2 separate regions of the Homo sapiens genome follow, and region 2 is linked to region 1. A link is an interaction called in ENCODE POLR2A ChIA-PET data of the cell type or tissue named here. Cell type or tissue: HepG2. All regions are shown on one strand. Links, peaks and the distances in the headings refer to the core of each region. The heading gives the core; the rest is flanking DNA. Region 1 overlaps PRXL2C (peroxiredoxin like 2C). Region 2 has its middle 5.1 kb from the start of ZNF367.

Region 1 (4,352 bases), core at 1-4,000:
AAACACCGTATATCGCACAGGACAAAGAATGATCTGAGCCAAAATGTTGATGGTAAAAGATTGAGAAACCATTCTTTAAAGGAAGAAAGAGAATGTTTTCTAGAAATACATTATCTTCTTAATATCAAATTGAATATAAAATGACATCTAAAGACAATTTTCGACATTTCAGGACAGAGCCCCCACATAAAATCAAATCTACTCTCAGGAAGCCTTCAGAGCCTGTGGCGGGCAGTGACTGGCCCTCTCTTTGATTTTCAAGGAGACCCAGCTCAGCAAGGTGGAACCCTCATTTTAGGTCCAGGTAAGCATCAAAGCCCAGGTTCAGCAGTAGACGTCTTGTGCTTTTTACAAGTTCAGAGGCCGCCATTTTCTTTTCTTTTCCTTTTTTTTTTTTTTCGAGAGGGAGTCTCGCTCTGTCGCCAAGGCTGGAGTGCAGTGGCGCAATCTCGGCTCACTGCAAGCTCTGCCTCCCGGGTTCACGCCATTCTCCTGCCTCAGCCTCCCGAGTAGCTGGGACTACAGGTGCCCGCCACGACGCCCGGCTAATTTTTTAAATTTTTAGTAGAGACGGGGTTTCACCGTGTTAGCCAGGATGGTCTCGGTCTCCTGACCTCGTGATCCACCCACCTCGGCCTCCCAAAGTGTTGGGATTACAGGCATGAGCCACCGCGCCCCACCCAGAGGCCACCATTTTCTTCATAAAGCAGACACCCTGTACAAATGGACATCTTGGCATTACAGCCAGGATGCTGTGCTTTTGTAGGGGGGCATCTTTTGTTTTCAAAGGCTTCTGTATATTTTGATGTTTATGTATTTGATGAGCGTGCCCATCATCCCATGCCTAGATGATTTCCCACAGTCACCTGTGGGCTGGCGATCTGTATATGGCTGTCACACACTCCGCTATTTAGGAATGTTCAGTGGAGATGAACATTTCTGAATAGGGGAAAATCGTCACGTGCCTTTTTTTTCAAGAAAAGAATCCAGCCGGGCGCGGTGGTTTACGCCTGTAATCCCAGCACTTTGGGAGGCCAAGGCGGGCGGATCACGAGGTCAGGAGATCAAGACCATCCTGGCTAACACGGTGAAACCCCGTCTCTACTAAAAATACAAAAAAAAATTAGCCGGACGTGGTGGCGGGTGCCTGTAGTCCCAGCTACTCGGGAGGCTGAGGCAGGAGACTGGCGTGAACCTGGGAGGCGGAGCTTGCAGTGCGCCGAGATCGCACCACTGAACTCCAGCCCTCCAGCCTGGGTGAGAGAGTGAGACTCTGCCTCAAAAAAAAAAAAAAAAAAAAAAAAAAAAAAAAAAAGAATCCATGTAGTTATTTATACCTAACAAAACTAGGAGACTTACTCAGTGTCAGCAAGTTAGTCAGTGCTAGGGACAGCTCATCCCATAAGATTGGGATTGAGGCCGGGCATGGTGGCTCACACCTATAATCCCAGCATTTTGGGAGGCTGAGACTGGTGGATCACTTGAGGCCAGGAGTTCCAGACCAGCCCTTGGTGAAACCCCATCTCTACTAAAAGTACAAAAAATTAGCCGGGCGTGGTGGTGCATGCTTGTAATCCCACCTACTTGGGAGGCTAAGGCAGGAGAATCACTTGAACCTGGGAGGCGGAGGTTGCAGTGAGCCCAGATCGTGCCACTGCACTCCAGCCTGGGTGACAAGAAGGAAACTCCCTCTCAAAAAATAAAAAAGAATGGGATTGAGGTCCGACTATAAGCCACACACTGTTAACTTTATTGATGGGTGTGGACCACCTGAGATTGCTTTGGCTCGTCTCTGCTAAGTGTTTGAACAGATGTATTTGAACAGATGTAGGGATTGTGGACATCTAAGTGTATTGTAACTGATTAGATCTCTACTGTGTTCCAGCATTGCAACAAAGGACAAACACCCTTATCAGACAGGGCCCAAAAGCCTAAATCACTATGTTGTAAGACCATCTTTTTGTTTTTTCTTCCTCTTTAAAACTGTCTGCTTAATGAGCATAGCTTATAAGAGTTATATGAGTAATATTTACTTTGATAAATACCTTTTTTTTTTTTTTTTTTTGAGACAGAGCCTTGCTCTGTCACCAGGCTGGAGTGCAGTGGTGTAATCTCGGCTCACTACAACCTCCGCCTCCCGGGATCAAGCGATTTTCCTGCCTCAGTCTCCCTAGTAGCTGGGACTACAGGCGCCTGCCACCACACCCAGCTAATTTTTGTATTTTTAGTAGAGGCAAGGTTTCACCAGGTTGGCCAGAATGGTCTCAATTACTTGACTTCGTGATCTGCCCACCTCTGCCTCCCAAAGTGCTGGGATTACAGGTGTGAGCCACCACACCCAGCCAATACCATATTTTTTAGAAGGAGGGTTTTGACTGAGTAATATGATTTTTGGGCTTTTTGCAGCTGGAACATTGTAGCCAAAATCTCCCTTTGCCTCCCTCTCATGAATTTATAACAGATTCGTTATAAAAAGAAGCCCTGATGAATGAGAATGAATCCTATGCATTAGCCCAGAATGACATTAGCCATATTTCTGAACAACTTATTTCCATCCTCATACCCAAAAGGGGATGTTTTTGAGTCCCTTATCTCCATGTCTCTGAATCATTTGTCCACATCTTCTGTTGTGTAAGAATAAAGAGTACATGGGCTGGGCGCAGTGGCTCACACCTGTAATCCCAACACTTTGGGAGCCCAAGGTGAGCAGATCACAAGGTCGGGAGATCGAGACAATCCTGACTAACACGGTGAAACCCCATCTCTACTAAAAATATAAAAAATTAGCCGGGTATGGTGGCATGCACCTGTAGTTCCAGCTACTAGGGAGGCTGAGGCAGGATAATCGCTTGAACCTGGGAAGTGGAGGTTGGCAGTGAGCCAAAATCACACCACTGCACTACAGCCTGGGCGAGAGACCAAGACACTGCCCCCAAAAATAAATAAGTAAAGAAGAAAGAGCACATGGAGAGCATCATTTGTGTGCCAACTTGGGACCATTCAGTCATCCCTCAGCATCCATGGCGGATTGGTTCCTGGACCTGCAGTGGATCCCAGAATCTGAGATGCTCAAGTGTCTCACATAAAATGCTGTAGTATTTGGATCTAACCTATGCACGTCCTCCCCTGCACTTTAAATCATCTCTAGTTTACTTATAATACCAAATGCAATGTAAATAGTTGTTGTACTGTACTATTTAGGGAATAATGACCAGGAAAAAAAAATGTCTGTACATATTCAGCAGATATGCAGCTATCCTTTTTTTCTGAATATTTTCAATCCGTGGTTTGTTGAATGAGGATGCGGAACTCATGGATGCAGAAGACCAGCTGTGCTTAGAAAACATGCCTCATGGCCGGGTGCAGTGGCTTACACCTGTAATCCCAGCACTTTGGGAGGCCGAGGTGGGCGGATCACAAGATCAGGAGATCAAGACCATCCTGGCCATCTGGTGAAACCCCGTCTCTACTCAAAATACAAAAATTAGCTGGGCGTGGTGGTGCAAGCCTGTAGTCCCAGCTACTCGGGAGGCTGAGGCAAGAGAATCGCTTGAACCCAGAAGGCGGAGGTTGCAGTGAGCCGAGATCATGCCACTGCACTCCAGCCTGGCGACAAAGCGAGCCTCCGTCTCAAAAAAAAAAAAAAAAAATGAAAACGTGCCTCATACACTTAATCTAATGGTTTAAGTTAAAATTCTGGTCTTGAGTTCAAGAATCAAACAGAAACTAGATTGTAAATTTATGATTATAAATTATAAAATCTGTATTTGAACAGATGTAAGGATTGTGAACATCTAAGTGTATTATAACTGATTGTCTTTTAAGGCCTTATTTTAGAGCCTCTTTTGGGCTATGGTTATAATACAGATAGCCTGTTAAATCAGTATTTCGGAGTGGATTTTTTGAAGTGAGTGATTTATTTCCTTATTATATTTATTCTATTATTAGATTTAAGAAACAGATGTGATTTTCCAGCTTGATATCTATGTGAGTTCCGTATTCTGCCCGTCTGACAGGACATTTTATTTAATTATATTTAATAAAACCTAACAGAAGGTTATAATTTAAAAATCTTTCCCCTTGGATCTCATAAAACATCAAGTATGGCTCTTATTTAACCATAATCCTTGTCATACTTTATTACCATGATTTAAAATTATTATGGCATTATATAGAGAATATAATGCACTCCAGGTAATTAATTTTTCCCTTTGGACTAATTAAAGGTTGAAAAGCTTCCTTGATTTTAGTAAGCAGTAAATCTGATGAATAATACTATGCCTCAGCCTTTTATTCTTATTCTCTTCTAGGTAACAACATCCATTTTATACACCGCGATAGGAATAGGTTGG
Region 2 (4,402 bases), core at 241-4,240, 220 kb after region 1:
CTACCTTTGGCACAAGCTTACAACTAGGGCACTCGAGATACCCGCAGATCCTAAGTGTGATAAAACGGGAAGCTGTCCCAAGAGTCAGTTCAATGACCTCTTATAAGACTTAAGTGCTTCTTGAAAGTATTATGAATCTGCTGTCCTAATTAAACTGCTTCATTTAAATCTACTTTGGATTTTATTCTAACAAGTCAAATTAGTATAATTTACAGTGTAGAGCCACATATTATTTTAAAGTTGATTCCATATCCAGCTGATAATTGATCATTGTGGGTCTAAGATAATGAAACTGATGTTTTTGTGGAGCATAAGAGAACCAATATTAGTACCTCACAGTCACTCAGTCAGTTAGTCATTTTCTTTTTCCTTTCTTTCTTTCTTTTTTTTTTTTTTTTGAGACAGAGTCTCCCTCTGTTGCCCAGGCTGGAGTGCAGTGGTGCAATCTCAGCTCATTGCAACCTCCGCCTCCTGGGTTCAAGCGATTCTTCTACTTCAGCCTCCCGTGTAGCTGAAACTACAGGTGTGCGCCACCACGCCTGGCTAATTTTTGTATTTTTAGTAAAGATAGGGTTTCACCATGTTGGCTAGGATGGTCTTGAACTCCTAAACTCATGTGATCAGCCTGCCTCGGTGTCCCAAAGTGCTGGGATTACAGGCAAGAGTCACCTGGCCCACTCAGTCACTTTCAAGATTACAGAAGGGTCAAATGGTCCAACCTCCAGATCCTTGAAGACAGTGGGGGTGTCAAGGAATGCTTAGAAGATGGGTCAGTCCCCCAAATCACCACCTGTGTCACCAAAAGCAATTCCAGAGGTGAGCAATAATAGTAGAATTCATTTGTAGGAGTAACAGAAACTTTCTCAATCTTGTGTAAGTTTTGCAAAAGTATTTACTATTTACTATTTTGTATTGGTACATAACTTATACTTTAAGTAAAAACATCATGCTTGTAGTTAGGCTCCATGGAGTCCCAGCTACTTAGGAGGCTGAGGCAGGAGGATTGCTTGAGGCCAGGAGTTTGAAGCTGCAGGGAGCTATGATGTGCCTGTGAATAGGCACTGCACTCAAGCCTGGGTAACATAGTCCTCATCTCTTAAATTAAAAAATTATATATATATGTACATATATACACACACACATATATATATGTACATATATATACTTGCTATGGAAAGATAGTTTCAAGGCAAGTCCTTGGGACAGCCTTCTGAATCGGACTGTCATTCCCAAGCTGTCTCACTGACAATTCTGGAGGCCCAAAGTCCCTATATTACTAGGAATGTGGTGATCTCAGGTTGAAGGAGGTTTGGTAGGTTATCCCTAATGTGGTTAAGCAGCTAAAAATGATTTGTTTATAGTTAGTCAAGTTATCTGTTAGCCAAGAAGATTTTACCGTGCTCCCATGAGGGGAAGACTACCTTATCTGAGGTTTACGTGGGCCCCAAGTTTAAAGTTTGGGTGATATTTTAGTCCTCTTGTTACAAAATGTCTTTTGTGGGACTCAGTCACATAGCAGGGCCTGTGCAAACTTGCAACTGTGCCCTGGAGCAGCGGTCTCCAACCTTTTTGGCACCAGGGACTCGTTTTGTGGAAGACAACCTTTCCACAGATGGAGAGAGGAAAGGGAATGGTTTTGGAGTGAAACTGTCCCGCCTCAAATTACCAGGCATTAGATTCTCAAAAGAAGCACACAACCTAGATCCCAGATCCCTCACATGCGCAGTTCACAACAGGGTTTGTGCTCCTATGAGAATCGAAAGCCACCGCTGGTCTGACAGGATGCAGAGCTCAGGCAGTAATACTTCTTTATCGCTGCTCAGCTCCTGCTGTGTGGCTGGTTCCCAATAGGCCACACAGTCCACGGCCCGGGGGTTGCAAACCTGTGCCCTGGAGAACATGTCTTTCAGCATCTCTTCAACATGTGGCACTGGAGTTAACAGCCTGGCACCACAGGAGGGCATTCACACTCCCAGACTGTGAGGGTGTTAATGGCCCAATTCTTCACTCTCCCTTGTATCCACACCCTCAGCCAAGTAACTTTGCAGTGTCCTCCCACCTAACATCAGGGCATAATTCTCCAGTCTTGGGCTGAGCCATGTGGCTTGTTTGGCCAATGGGATGTTAGCTGATGTAAAGCAAGCTGCTAGGAATGCATCGTTAGTCCTAGTTAAGTGGGGGAGAGATGAGAATTAGATTGAGGACTGCCTATAATCCAGTGCTTTGGGAGGCTGGGGGGAGGAGGATTGCTTGAGGCCAAGAGGTGGAGACCAGCCTGGGTAACATAGTGGTACCCGTTTCTACAAAAAATTAGTCAGGTGTGGTGGTGCGTGGCTATAGTTCTACCTACTCAAGAGGCTGAGGTGGGAGGATCACTTGATCCTCACTTGAGATTGCATTGTATCTCTCATCAATAAAACCAAATGCTGGGGTCCGGCACCATGGCTCATGCCTGTAATCCCAGCACTTTGGGAGGCCAAGGTGGACGGATCACTTGAGCCCAGGAGTTGGAGACCAGCCTAGCCAACATGGTGAAATCTCATCTCTACTAAAAATACAAAAATTAGCTGGGTGTGGTGGCGCATGCCTATAGTCCCAGCTACTCGGGAGGCTGAGGCTGGAGAGTAGCTTTAACTCAGGAGGCAGAGGCCGCAGTGAGCTGACATCTTGCCACCGCACTCCAGCATGGGCGACAGAGCTAGACTCCCTCTCAAAAACATAAAAAATAAAAATGGGCCAGGCGCGGTGACTCATGCCTGTAATCCCAGCACTTAGGGAGGCCGAGGCGGGCGGATCACAAGGTCATGAGATCGAGACCATCCTGGGTAACACGGCGAAACCCCATCTTTACTAAAAATACAAAAAAAATTAGCCGGTCGTGGTGGCAGGCGCCTGTAATCCCAGTTACTCAGGAGGCTGAGGCAGGAGAATGGTGTAAACCCGGGAGGTGGAGCTTGCAGTGAGCCGAGATCGCGCCACTGTACTCCAGCCTGGGCGACAGAGCGAGACTCCATCTCAAAAAAAAAAAAAAAGTGTGTGTGTATGTGTGTGTGTATATATATATATACACATATATATAAAATTAAAAATAAAATATTTTATATATATTATATATTATATAATAAATATATAATATTTAATTAATATATAATATATTATATATTATATATAATAATTAATACATATTATATTATATATTTATATACACATAATTAATATATTATAATAATTAATATATAATATTTAATATATTTATATATAAATGTGTATATATATATATATATATAATTAAAAATAAAAACAAAGTGAAACAAAAAACCTTGCTTTTTTTTGTTGTTGTTGTTGTTATTTTGAGATGGAGTCTCACTCTGTCGCCCTGGCTGGAATTCAGTGGCGTGATCTAGGCTCACTGCAACCTCCGCCTCCTGGGTTCAAAAGACTCTCCTGCCTCAGCCTCCCCAGTAGCTGGGACCACAGGCGCATGCCACCATGCCCAGCTAATTGTTTTTGGATTTTTAGTAGAGATAGGGTTTCACCATGTTGGCCAGGATGGACTTGATCTCCTGACCTCAGTTGATCCATCTGCGTTGGCCTCCCAAAGTGCTGGGATTACAGGTGTGAGCCACCACCCCTGGCCTGCTATGTTTTACATAGACTTTAATAACTGCTGCTTTGTCTTACTTCAATTTTATCTTGAAACTTTAAAATACATTTTTTTTAAAACGGGGTTTGAGGTTTCTATCTTTATCAGAAGGGGTATATATATGTAAAATATATATATACATATATATAAAATATATATATATACATATATACATATATAAAATATATATATCTACTTATATATATAAAATATATATATATCTACTTATATATATAAAATATATATATATATCTACTTATATATATATATATTTTTTTTTTGAGATGGAGTCTCGCTCTGTCGCCCAGGCTGGAGTGCAGTGGCGTGATCTCCACTCACTGCAACCTCCACCTTCCGGGTTCACGCCATTCTCCTGCCTCAGCCTTCCGAGTAGCTGGGATTACAGGCGCCCGCCACTACGCCCGGCTAATTTTTTGTATTTTAAGTAGAGACGGGGTTTCACCCTGTTAGCCAGGATGGTCTCAATCTCCTGACCTCATTCATGATCTGCCCACCTCGGCCTCCCAAAGTGCTGGGATTATAGCTGTCAGCCACCGCGCCCAGCTGAAGGGGCCTATATTTTTAAGAGTTGAAAATGCTACTTTAGTAATATAGTAAGTATCCTGAGATAGGTTTCAGTATTTTTCAGATTTAGTATGTATTGTTGTTACCGGAAAGGGGTCCTGATCCAGACCCCAAGAGAGGGTTCTTGGATTTCTCACAAGAAATAATTCAGGGCGAGTCCGCAGTGCAGAGTGA

Evidence for each region. Peaks named below come from ENCODE experiments on the same cell type or tissue, not always from the same donor. Only the 100,000 strongest peaks of a DNase experiment are listed, where the experiment ranks them.
Region 2: POLR2A ChIA-PET joins it to region 1 with 5 read pairs; 2 of 35 experiments call an interaction of 5 or more read pairs at or near these places.

Annotation. Positions count from the first base shown.
Region 1 is chr9:96,641,845-96,646,196 of GRCh38, reverse strand. It overlaps PRXL2C (peroxiredoxin like 2C), which reads left to right. Exons shown (of 6, transcript NM_153698.2): 5 at 173-304; 6 at 4,311-4,352. Among named protein-coding and RNA genes, the nearest start is that of PRXL2C, 11 kb to the left of the region's middle. In HepG2, for the core only: no CTCF peak of the experiment used is centred there; a DNase peak (open chromatin) is centred at 1,866.
Region 2 is chr9:96,421,308-96,425,709 of GRCh38, reverse strand. No RefSeq gene overlaps it. Among named protein-coding and RNA genes, the nearest start is that of ZNF367, 5.1 kb to the right of the region's middle. RefSeq lists enhancers at 1,704-2,205, 3,673-4,402, 4,276-4,402. In HepG2, for the core only: no CTCF peak of the experiment used is centred there; no DNase peak of the experiment used is centred there; H3K4me3 peaks cover 789 bases.